Regions from separate parts of the Mus musculus genome. Here region 1 is linked to region 2. The links are chromatin loops, found by intact Hi-C in ENCODE. Cell type or tissue: heart. All regions are shown on one strand. Each heading gives the region's core, and the rest is flanking DNA. Links, peaks and the distances in the headings are about the cores only. Region 1 overlaps Cpvl (carboxypeptidase, vitellogenic-like). Region 2 holds the start of Tril (TLR4 interactor with leucine-rich repeats).

The links. A loop is a pair of places that touch in the nucleus more often than their neighbours do. Peaks named below come from ENCODE experiments on the same cell type or tissue, not always from the same donor. Only the 100,000 strongest peaks of a DNase experiment are listed, where the experiment ranks them.
Region 1: a loop joins it to region 2, with 2.4 times the contacts of the local background. A loop is called at or near these places in 1 of 42 quality-filtered maps.

Annotation. Positions count from the first base shown.
Region 1 is chr6:53,904,745-53,910,114 of GRCm38, reverse strand. All of the region lies in intron 11 of Cpvl (carboxypeptidase, vitellogenic-like), which reads left to right. Among named protein-coding and RNA genes, the nearest start is that of Gm33716, 26 kb to the right of the region's middle. In heart, for the core only: no CTCF peak of the experiment used is centred there; no DNase peak of the experiment used is centred there; H3K27ac peaks cover 1,471 bases.
Region 2 is chr6:53,816,051-53,821,420 of GRCm38, reverse strand. It overlaps Tril (TLR4 interactor with leucine-rich repeats), which reads left to right and starts at 596. Exons shown (of 1, transcript NM_025817.4): 1 at 596-5,370. The coding sequence starts at 1,186. The coding sequence ends at 3,615. In heart, for the core only: CTCF peaks have their summits at 2,300 and 3,022; DNase peaks (open chromatin) are centred at 670, 1,850, 2,460, 2,660 and 2 weaker places; H3K4me3 peaks cover 3,867 bases; H3K27ac peaks cover 3,352 bases; H3K27me3 peaks cover 3,341 bases.

The DNA.
Region 1 (5,370 bases), core at 146-5,145, 89 kb before region 2:
TGACCTTCCTGGCCTGATTTTCCTGCTCTATTCCCCCACTGTCTCTTATCAGTCTGCTGCTCAATTTGTTTCTGCATCCTCCGGACAGTCTCTGTATCTGTTACAGAGATTCGTGCCATCTTTTTAGCCTGTTTGACATTTTCTAGAAAGAATGGGGAAATGGATGCTTTATTCTCCAAATGAGGGAGCTGTACTATTAAAGAAAGTGAGCCACCCCAACCTAATTGCAAGCTAATAGGGTTACAGTGATGAATAGCGCCTTTGAGAGGGTGGGAAAGAGGCTCTTGTACCTGACTGACACTGGGTTTTCCAGTGGAGATAAAAACTGTCTCTTTGATAAGGAAAAGTCAGCTACTTGCTTTCTTTTGTGAAGTTAGTATGGCTTCCTTAACTTTGCTGCCCTCCTGGGTGGGCTCTAGAGACTGACCTCTCCAGATGGGAACTGGACTCCTGGAAAGTGCCGCCCCCCCCCCCCCCCCCCCCGTCTCTTTGGAGGAATGCCTACTTGCTCTCTTGCTCGGTTCCCTTGTCAAGGAGGACAAAGCAATCTCCATTCACAGAGAACTATATCCTCTCAAAGTGAAAGGCAAGAGTGTCACGGGAGAAGAGAGTGACAGAAGGCCAGCCAGAGTCCCTGGTGGTCTGCAACCCAGGAACGCTCTGCTCACCGAACACTGAACAAACTCCCTTCCAATCTCCTAACGACTTGACTTTTGAGGGCTTCAGTGTTCCTGTTGATGTCCCTTGCAGACTGCTTAGGATTGCTCCCCCAGCAAAGCCATGCTGCTGTCCTCTGGCACCGGGGTTAACTAGCTGGGAAGTGGGCCTATCTTCCCAAAGCTGCACTGTGGGTTTGCTCCTCACACCATCCCAGGCAAGCCTCTCCACGTCCAGCAAGCAATACTATTACTTTTGAATCTGAGAATAGTGGTAATGACAGAGGATCAGGAGGAGTCGATAGGGTGAGGTGTGTGTGTGTGTGTGTGTGTGTGTGTGTGTCTATATGTGCAGCTCATGCACTCCACGTTGGCAGACATAGTTTGGAGTATCCGCTGTGCCCCTATAGTGCCATGTCTCCAGGTGCCTTACTCTATCTAGCTTGATGACACTGCAGACTGCAGCCAAGAGTAGCTGACCTTGAAGGCTACTTCTGTCATTTGGCAGCTATGGTGGAGAAATCCGTTCTTGACAGCATAAACATAACACAAGGCACACTAGTGCCTCATAACTGAAATAGATAGTGAGGCACACATAATTTTTACATTTTCCAGGAGGCTCATTGAAAACAATGAAATCAATGTTGGTAATAGACTGATCCTAACTAAATAATTATAAAATGTTAATATGGATACATATATACATATGTGTGTGTGTGTATATATATACATATATATACATACACACACATAAAATGTTACATTGGATTGTAGCAAATAATAAATCAGTGAGGTATTTTACATTGGTTACTTTGCATAAAACGCTCAAAGTTCTGTGTGTGTTGGACTTACAGAGCTTGGACTGGACACTTTCAGCACCTCACCAACTACTCTATTAACAGCGCAGATTGGTGCTACAAATTTAACTACCTAGAAATTTAAGCATTTTGGGGGTGGGAGCAGGCTTGTTTCTGGTTGACTAGTTTGTGTGCAAATTCATACATGTTAATTAAATGCATTTCATGATGTGGAAAGAAATTGGCTCCTTGGCCCCCTTTTAGAAGGGTAATGATTCTGGCAAGCATATTGTAACCCTTGGAGTTGGCCTTTGAATATGACCTTGAGGCTGCCCTCTGGTATGTTACAAGGAAGACACCCCTTTTGGGGGCTCCCTTCTAGGGGTGTGTCCTGCACATTCAAATGTATTTATTGATAATGGTCAGCGGACATTCTTGGGAGATAAGTGATCAACAAGGAGAGAAAATGTCCCTTAGAAAGGACCTCCAGGACTTTCATATTCAAATTTAGCAGAACAACCTAACCCCAGGTCGTTCTTGAGCAACTTTTTCACTGTGCTGTTCCAGGTGGTTGGTAAGACCCCTGTGTTGGAATGCTGGCTTTCTGAATGCGTTCAAGTTGGCTTTGCTTCTCGTTCCCCTCCCCTCGCATGCAGCTCTGTGATTTAGTGTGAGCTTGTGAGCATTGGCAATCACTTTTCAGCTGAAAGATACTGTTTGTGTAACCACTGGACACCCCCTCGGGCCTGTTGGTCACTTTCACTTTTCTTCATTTTTCTTGGCAAAACCAGCCAGTGGCAGAATGGCGAGCAAGAGAGTAGATATTCCAGGCTCACTTTCCCTGCCTCTTTGTCTTCTCCTTTGCTTAAACCCAGAAGCAAAATCTCTCATTTCAAGAATGGCCTGATTGAAGATTTGACTACTGTGTCACTCAACACATTGAGTCACATTGCTGTTCTTAGACCTTTCCAGGTAACCTTGAGGACTCAGACTTTCTGTGTAATACACCCCCGAGTCCCTGTAAAACTGAGGGAGGAGAAGGGCCAAGATTGGGAACCAATCTGACCACTGGAGCCAAGCCTTTGTCCAAGCAAGGGTACTAGCTTCGCCTCCAGTCGGAATGGCTCTTAAATGTTGCACTCCTTAGCTGAATTTTTCTTTTGCGTCTTGGTGTTTGGGAAAGCTTTGGGAATGATCCTTTGAAGAAACCTTTGGGAATCGTCTTTTGTTGAGCTGGATATTAGTTCAATTAATTCTCTCTGTTAAGAGGCAAGGCACCAGTGGGTCCTGCTAATTGCTTCAAGCAGAAAGAATCGCCAGTGGCCTTAGAGACTGCAATAGAAGAATGATAAGAAAAGCAGCCAAAAAAAAAAAAAGGAATCCTGGAGAACTGAATTGCAGGAGTTTCGATGATTTAGCATCTGTAGAGAAAGTTTCTTTTAAAAGAGATTTTTTTTTTTTGATTAGTGAACAGGAGGATATTCAAAAGTAAGACAGATAGAGGCCCCCTGGGAACGCTGTGCAGCCTGGAGTAGCTTAGACTTCTGGTCAATCATTTCCCCAAACAGGAAACCACAAACTGTTAGAGATTAAGGTCACTAGATCATTGGGAAAAGAGCATAAGTTTGTCTGCAAAGCATTATGATGTATTGTGAATGGGCCAAAATGCAAGCATAAATCTCTCATCGAAAAATGCAACAACAAAAACCCACCCTTCACACAAAAGACCAATTTGCTTTTCCATTCGACCAAGAGGCCCAAGCTGCCTCCAGGAACATTTCTGTAAATTTCCTACCGAGGGGACAGGCAGTCAGAACAAGAGGAGAGAACTTTGGGTTGTCTGTTGGTAAAGTTTAAGTCTGTAAGCGGGCTTCATGTCATTTATTTTCTTTTACTCTTTTATATTTGTGGCAAGGAAAACATAACAAAATGAATGGTTGTATACAGTTCTGACTCAAGCCCCTTCTCGGTTATAGAGGCTATGTTAAGAGCACACATCTCTCTTTCTACCTTGTGGCACCCCTAATTTGTTTGAGGCAAAGTCTAGGCTGAGGGAGCATGGAGCCTCTCCATGATGGCTCTGTGGGGTGCTCTCCTGGGGCTGTGGGGTGCTCCTGCAAGGGTATCTGGCTATGACCTTAAGACAGATCCAACAAGACCACTATCCCCTTAAAGGAGAAAGCAGCTCCCTTGTTGAGCTACTCCCCCAGGGAACTGCTGATTCATGTACTTGGAGAAACTGAAGTGTTTATGGTGTCACTTATTAAAGTGACTAGCCCTTCAGAAAGGCCAGAGTGAAACTGACTGATGTTGGCCACTCTTCTGAGGAAAACATCAAGCCTGAAAGAGCAAGCTTGCCTCTCCTCTTCTGATTGACCATTGCTTTGCAAAGTTTAGGCAAGTCAGCTGCATCAGGACAAGGGTCACCCCTTTCTTCTATCTGTTCCCAGGTGCTTGGCCCCTCAGCTGCCTGTATAAATATTTGCCTGTTGGACAAGCATGTGCTGACTGAACAATCAAACAAACACCACATCGCATATCTAAGTGAGAATGCTCTCAGCTCTTTCAGAGACAAAAGGCCACTTCCCTTCCATCCAGCTGGACACCCAACTGCCTGCAGGTCCAGGAAAGGGAAGAAATAAATGAGCTGGGTTGGGCTGAGACTATTGATTTTTTTTTTTCACAGACAGAGAAATGGATATAGACAAATATATGTTTTTCTTTTCTTAAAAATAAGAAGACAGTATCAGCACTAATGCTGTCTGTAGGAGACCACCATCCTAAGGTCTGTGTGTAAAGACACTAGGGAAGGTAGAGCCATGTCTGTGGGGAAGCTCGTCGTGGCGAAGGGGTAGGAAGAGTGCAGGTCGGTCAGGTTTCTCTGTTGTACTTCCCTTTTTCCCTGTTATGCTCCTGTTGCATATCTGGTAGATTGGGAAATCTGAAAACAATAGGACTTTGTTTTGCAGTTTTGGAGGCTGAACATCTGAGATTGCATACCAGTGTGGCTGGCTGCAGCCAGGGTCCTCTTAGGAATACAACTTGTTCCTTTCTGGTATCATCTCTTGTTTACAAAGAAGAAGAACTCTCCCGGGGACCTTTCATGGCTAAGAGGCTCAACTTCATGACGGGTCACATCCAAAGGCTCCACCTTCTAAATGTATGATGCTGTGGGTTAGAATTTGTCAGGGCCTTGAATCTGATATGTCGCTCACAAGTTCACGCTCTCCCTCTGTAGCTGTGGCACTAATTTTGGAGGTTGTAGAACCTTTAGGAAGTGGTGGCTATCTGGCAGAAGTCAGTAGGCTGGGGCTTTGAAGGTAATTATTCTGGCTTCGCTTTCTGCCTCCTGGTTGGCTGTAGTGTGATGGAAATCTGCCCCATGTTCTTGCTTAGCCACGCATCAGGCTGATGAATACAGGTCTCAGGCACTCAATACAGACAGACCTTTGTCCTGTAGTAGAAATCCATACTTAAAGTTTGCCTTTGCACTTGATAAGGAGTAACAATGGCCTGGGTAGAATCCTGCTCTTCAAATTACAGGAAAGTTTTATGGATGACACGGCACCTCCCCCCTCCCGCAAACTCTGAGCTGTAGATATTCTACTGTTCCAGGAGAATCTAGGGCTGAGAATGAGCTAGTGACATAACAAAGCTCACCCAGTGAGCACATGGCCTGGTTGCTAGAGTTCAAGACTCCTGTGTGCACATTCCATGTGGTCTTTACAAGCCTCTTCTACTGGCTGTTATGCTGTGGCTTATCCACCACAGCTGTGTCAGATCCTAATTCTTATGGCCTTAGCTGCACATTTCATTTGGAAAATACTGAGATGGGGTGGAGTTTGTTTCAAAGGTGGCTGTGATGAGATTATTATTGAGATGCTGTTGTTGATTTTTTTTCCCCATGCCTAGAATGC
Region 2 (5,370 bases), core at 86-5,085:
ATAGCCAAGTCTGTCCGTGTCACAGTCACTGTAACAGTTCCACTTCTGAGCTTTCTTCAGAGGTTTTCCCAGAGCGAGAACCGGCAGATAATTCGGTTTAGGAACCTAAAAGAGGCGGTGCCTCTCCTTGGACATGAGCAAAGGACACCAGAAACCCAAACACTTTAAAAGGACTGAGCAACAGTCCTGTCAACAGTCCACTGATGGCCTTGCCAGGAAATCTTGTGTTCCCCTAAACTTGGAGCACGATGCCAGGGAATTCCGTGTTGTCTCAACATCTTGCAGGGTGGCACCGGGAAGAGAAGAGTAGGTAAAATGTAGGCGCCCTGCCTCTGCGCCGAAGCCGCCGGCGAACCGGCCTAAAATAAAAAGGTCTCTGTCTGCAATCCCCGTTTGCTCGCCCGGTAATCCACCCCCGCCCCCAGCCTGCGCGCCGACCCGTACAGCTGTTTTTAATCCCTACTTTTCTCACTTGGCGTCCGGGCTAGGGCTGACCAGACGCGGAGCCACTTAGTGTTTCCTCCTCCCCCAGCCGGGGTCTGTCCTGCCTCCGCCGTCTCCTCTTTCTCCGCCTGCATCCCCCGGGGGGCAGAGTGTGGGAAGAACGAATTTCCGCCGGTTTGCTCGCTCCACGCCGACATGGGTCCCTTCCGGACGCTGCTTGCGCGTCCCCCAGGCTGCTCACTCCGGCTGCACTCCCAATCCCCCCGGATCGCGAGCGGGCAGGCGCCGGAGACGTGGGCCTAGCGGCCGGTACTCTGCAGCCAAGCCGCACCCCAGCAGCTCTTGGAAGGGATCCCGCCTGCAGCGGGGGAATCCGTTTGGCGGGGAGAATCCGCGCCAGGGAATCCAGCTCTCCGGACTCCAGAGCAAACAAAAAGCACCAACTCTTGCTCGCTCCTCCCGCCCCCGACGCTCACCCGAAGAAACAGTTTTCTGCAGAAATGCAACAAGTAGCACCCCAGATTCGCCGAGCGCCCAGCGCCTTCTGATTTGGCTCCGCGAACTTGGCCTGCGGAGACCCGGGCGAGCCACCGGGACAAAGAGGAAGGGCTGGACGGAGCACCAGCGAAGTACGAAAGAGGCCTTTTTAGCGACTCAGGCCCGGCCGAGGGGAATGCAGAGGAGACACAGAGCCGGCCGGCCCAGAAGACGATCCGGCCGCAGCGCGCTGGGCGGGCGGCGATGGAGGGTGTGGGTGCCGTGCGCTTCTGGCTCGTGGTGTGCGGCTGCCTGGCGTTCCCGCCGCGGGCCGAGTCCGTGTGCCCGGAGCGCTGCGACTGCCAGCACCCCCAACATCTCCTATGCACCAACAGGGGACTTCGCGCTGTACCCAAGACCAGCTCGCTGCCTAGTCCCCAGGACGTGCTCACCTACAGCCTAGGCGGCAACTTCATCACCAACATCACCGCCTTCGACTTCCACCGTCTGGGGCAGCTCAGACGGCTGGATCTGCAGTACAACCAGATCCGTTCTCTCCACCCCAAGACCTTCGAGAAGCTCTCACGACTAGAGGAGCTGTACCTGGGGAACAACCTCTTGCAGGCGCTCGTTCCTGGCACGTTGGCTCCGCTGCGCAAGTTGCGCATCCTTTACGCCAACGGCAACGAGATTGGACGCCTGAGTCGCGGGTCCTTCGAGGGCCTGGAGAGTTTGGTCAAGCTACGGCTGGACGGGAACGTGCTGGGAGCGCTGCCGGACGCGGTCTTCGCTCCCCTGGGCAACCTGCTCTACCTACACCTGGAATCTAACCGGATCCGTTTTTTGGGCAAGAACGCCTTCAGCCAGCTGGGTAAGCTTCGATTCCTCAATCTCTCGGCCAACGAGCTGCAACCCTCTCTGCGCCACGCGGCCACCTTTGTCCCTCTGCGCTCCCTCTCTACTCTCATCCTCTCAGCCAACAGCCTACAGCACCTCGGCCCCCGCGTCTTCCAGCACCTGCCACGCCTAGGCCTGCTCTCCCTCAGTGGAAACCAGCTCACGCACCTCGCCCCAGAGGCCTTTTGGGGACTGGAGGCCCTACGTGAGCTGCGCCTGGAAGGTAACCGGCTGAACCAGCTCCCCCTGACACTGCTGGAGCCTCTGCACAGCTTGGAGGCACTAGACCTGAGTGGCAATGAGCTTTCTGCTCTGCACCCTGCCACCTTTGGCCACCAGGGCCGGCTCCGTGAGCTCAGCCTGCGCGACAACGCGCTCAGCGCCCTTTCTGGGGACATCTTTGCCGCCAGTCCGGCTCTCTACCGGCTGGATCTAGACGGCAATGGTTGGACCTGCGACTGCCGGTTGCGGGGTCTGAAACGCTGGATGGGCAACTGGCATTCTCAGGGTCGCCTCCTTACGGTCTTCGTGCAGTGTCGCCACCCCCCGGCCCTGCGGGGCAAGTACCTGGATTACCTGGATGACCAACTGCTGCAGAATGGGTCTTGCGTGGATCCCTCACCTTCCCCTACAGCAGGCAGTAGGCAGTGGCCGCTACCCACATCGTCAGAAGAGGGGATGACGCCCCCTGCAGGCCTCTCGCAGGAGCTACCACTGCAGCCGCAGCCGCAGCCCCAGCAGCGGGGAAGACTTCTACCAGGAGTGGCCTGGGGTGGGGCTGCCAAGGAACTGGTGGGCAACCGCAGCGCATTAAGGTTGAGCCGGCGGGGACCAGGTCCCCATCAGGGCCCCTCTGCTGCGGCTCCGGGCTCTGCCCCACAGTCCTTGGACCTGCACGAGAAGCCGGGGAGAGGACGTCACACCCGAGCCAATCTCTCCCAGACGGAGCCCACCCCGACGTCTGAGCCCGCCTCTGGGACACCATCTGCCAGAGACAGCTGGCAGCGCGCAGCAAAGCAGCGCCTAGCGTCCGAGCAGCAAGAGAGCGCAGTCCAGTCCGTTAGTGGGGTTGGTTTGCCACCTCTGGTGTCTGACCCCTGTGACTTCAACAAATTCATTCTGTGCAACCTGACAGTAGAGGCGGTGAGCGCCAACAGCGCCTCGGTGCGCTGGGCGGTTCGCGAACACCGCAGTCCCCGGCCGCAGGGCGGCGCACGCTTCCGCCTGCTTTTCGACCGCTTTGGCCAGCAGCCCAAGTTCCAGCGCTTCGTCTACCTGCCGGAGCGCAGCGACTCGGCCACGCTGCACGAGCTGCGCGGAGACACCCCCTACCTAGTATGCGTGGAGGGTGTGCTCGGGGGTCGCGTTTGCCCCGTGGCCCCCCGAGACCACTGCGCAGGGTTAGTAACCCTGCCAGAGGCAGGAGGTCGAGGTGGCGTCGACTACCAGCTCCTGACCTTGGTCTTGCTGGCTGTCAACGCGCTTCTGGTGCTCCTGGCACTGGCAGCCTGGGGATCGCGATGGCTGCGGAGGAAGCTGCGTGCCAGGCGGAAGGGAGGGGCCCCGGTCCACGTTCGCCACATGTACTCCACCCGACGGCCACTGCGCTCCATGGGCACTGGTGTGTCCGCGGACTTCTCAGGCTTCCAGTCGCACCGTCCCCGCACCACCGTGTGCGCGCTCAGCGAGGCCGACCTCATTGAGTTCCCCTGCGACCGCTTCATGGACAGCACCGGCGGTGGTACCAGTGGCAGCTTGAGGCGGGAGGATCACCTCTTGCAAAGATTCGCTGACTAGGCAATGCCTTGGGATCTCACAGGCCTTAAGGAGCCACTCTCCGTGGTCCCATGCCTTCTCAGAGGAAGAACTAGTTTTATTAGACTTGTTCTTTCTCCCTTTTGTGCATTTGCCAAGTGAAATCTAGATGTGAAAGTGAATCTAGATGCCATCCATCACGTCCTGGTAATCACAAAGCAAATGGATGGTTCTTGGTGGTCTAACCCAAGAGTGGGGACAAATGAATAATGGCGTAAAAGTGGGAAACCTTGACACACTTAGCTCATGGCTCCTGTGACTTTCAGCACAGTAGCCTGCTGACCTTGGGCTAGAAAGGGTGCTTTACGCTCCCAGCATGACCAGAACGCTCTGGTGTGTATACACACTCCTTTGCTCTATGGCAAACTGAGTTCTGTTTCTAGTTAAGAAAAGGGGGACTTGCCACCATCACAGTGATCCCCATCAGCAACTGACCCCACTGATCTGGTGGGTTCTGCCAAGACCGGCAGGGTAAACAAACAGGTACCACTCTCTCCCGGGAACCCTTTCTTCTGTTGTCTGGGAGAGCATCTAGGAAGCCTTAAGGAAAAGCTACCTGTGTCAACAATATGAAGAGGATTTAACAAGCTGACCAATAAACTCAGACTCTTTTGATAGGACTGGACCTCCTCTCTATCGTTTTATCAGTTAGGGAAATGACCTTTTGCTGACCTTTGGGTAACTGATAATATCCTCAGGAGAAGGCAGCATTTAATACTTCTCCACCAGGCTTGCGCCTGTGGTTTTACCTTATTTTTTTTTTTAAATCTATACATGGGAAAAAATCGAATGCCAGATTTGATCTTTTAAAAAGAAAAAAGAATGCGATATGTGTGTGTGTGTGTGTGTGTGTGTGTGTGTGTAACCAGTGACTCCCTAGGGCACTGCAGCCTTCCAGTTCGCTTACCACATTTCTGATAGCATGCCTAGACGGGTGTGAATGTGACCTACATCTTACGACAGTTCAGCAGTGTCCCCCATCCCCTTCTTGACAGCACCCATTTCTGAGTTGCACGGTTAGGCATTAAGCGTAAGGTAATTGTCAGGCTTGGGGCAGGGGGCAGTGAGCTCAGTGGTGGAGCTTGCTTGTGGGGCTCTGAGTTTGTCCCAAACAAACAAAGCAATGGGTGAATTGTCTGTAATCTCTGACCACATCACTGTCGCTCTTTATAAGAAATAGAACAGGAGAAGAAAACTGTAGGGAACAAATGTGAAAACAAACAAACAAACAAAAAAACAAAAAACCCACAGTAGCGAATATGTGTTTCTACTAAACCCAGAAGAACATGTGCATTCAACTGTCACTGTGAAATAATTATATATTTTACAAATTAATTATTCCAATAGCCAGTATCTTACTGTGTTATTAAACCTTATCTTTTAGTAGTAGATGCAGTATTTCTTTTCTTTTTATGTTTTATTTTTAATTTAGGATTAGCCTCTTGTATTTGTTTAGTTGTGTTTTTAGCTATTTGGGATACTTTTCTCCCTTGATATTTATGAAGTCCACGTTTATGATTAAATATAGTGGCTGGGTTCACATTAATAATTCGTGTGTGGTCCACATACACGTGCTAAGAGGATGTACACTGTGGTATAGTCACCGTGGTTATGGATTTATTGGCAGTGGGGGACTGTGCAGTGCAGGTCAGCCAGTTCTATGGCTAACAGTGACTCTTCTGTTCCAGGCCTCAGGCCCCTGAGGGTCCCAATGACTCAGGGAACCCATCACAGTCC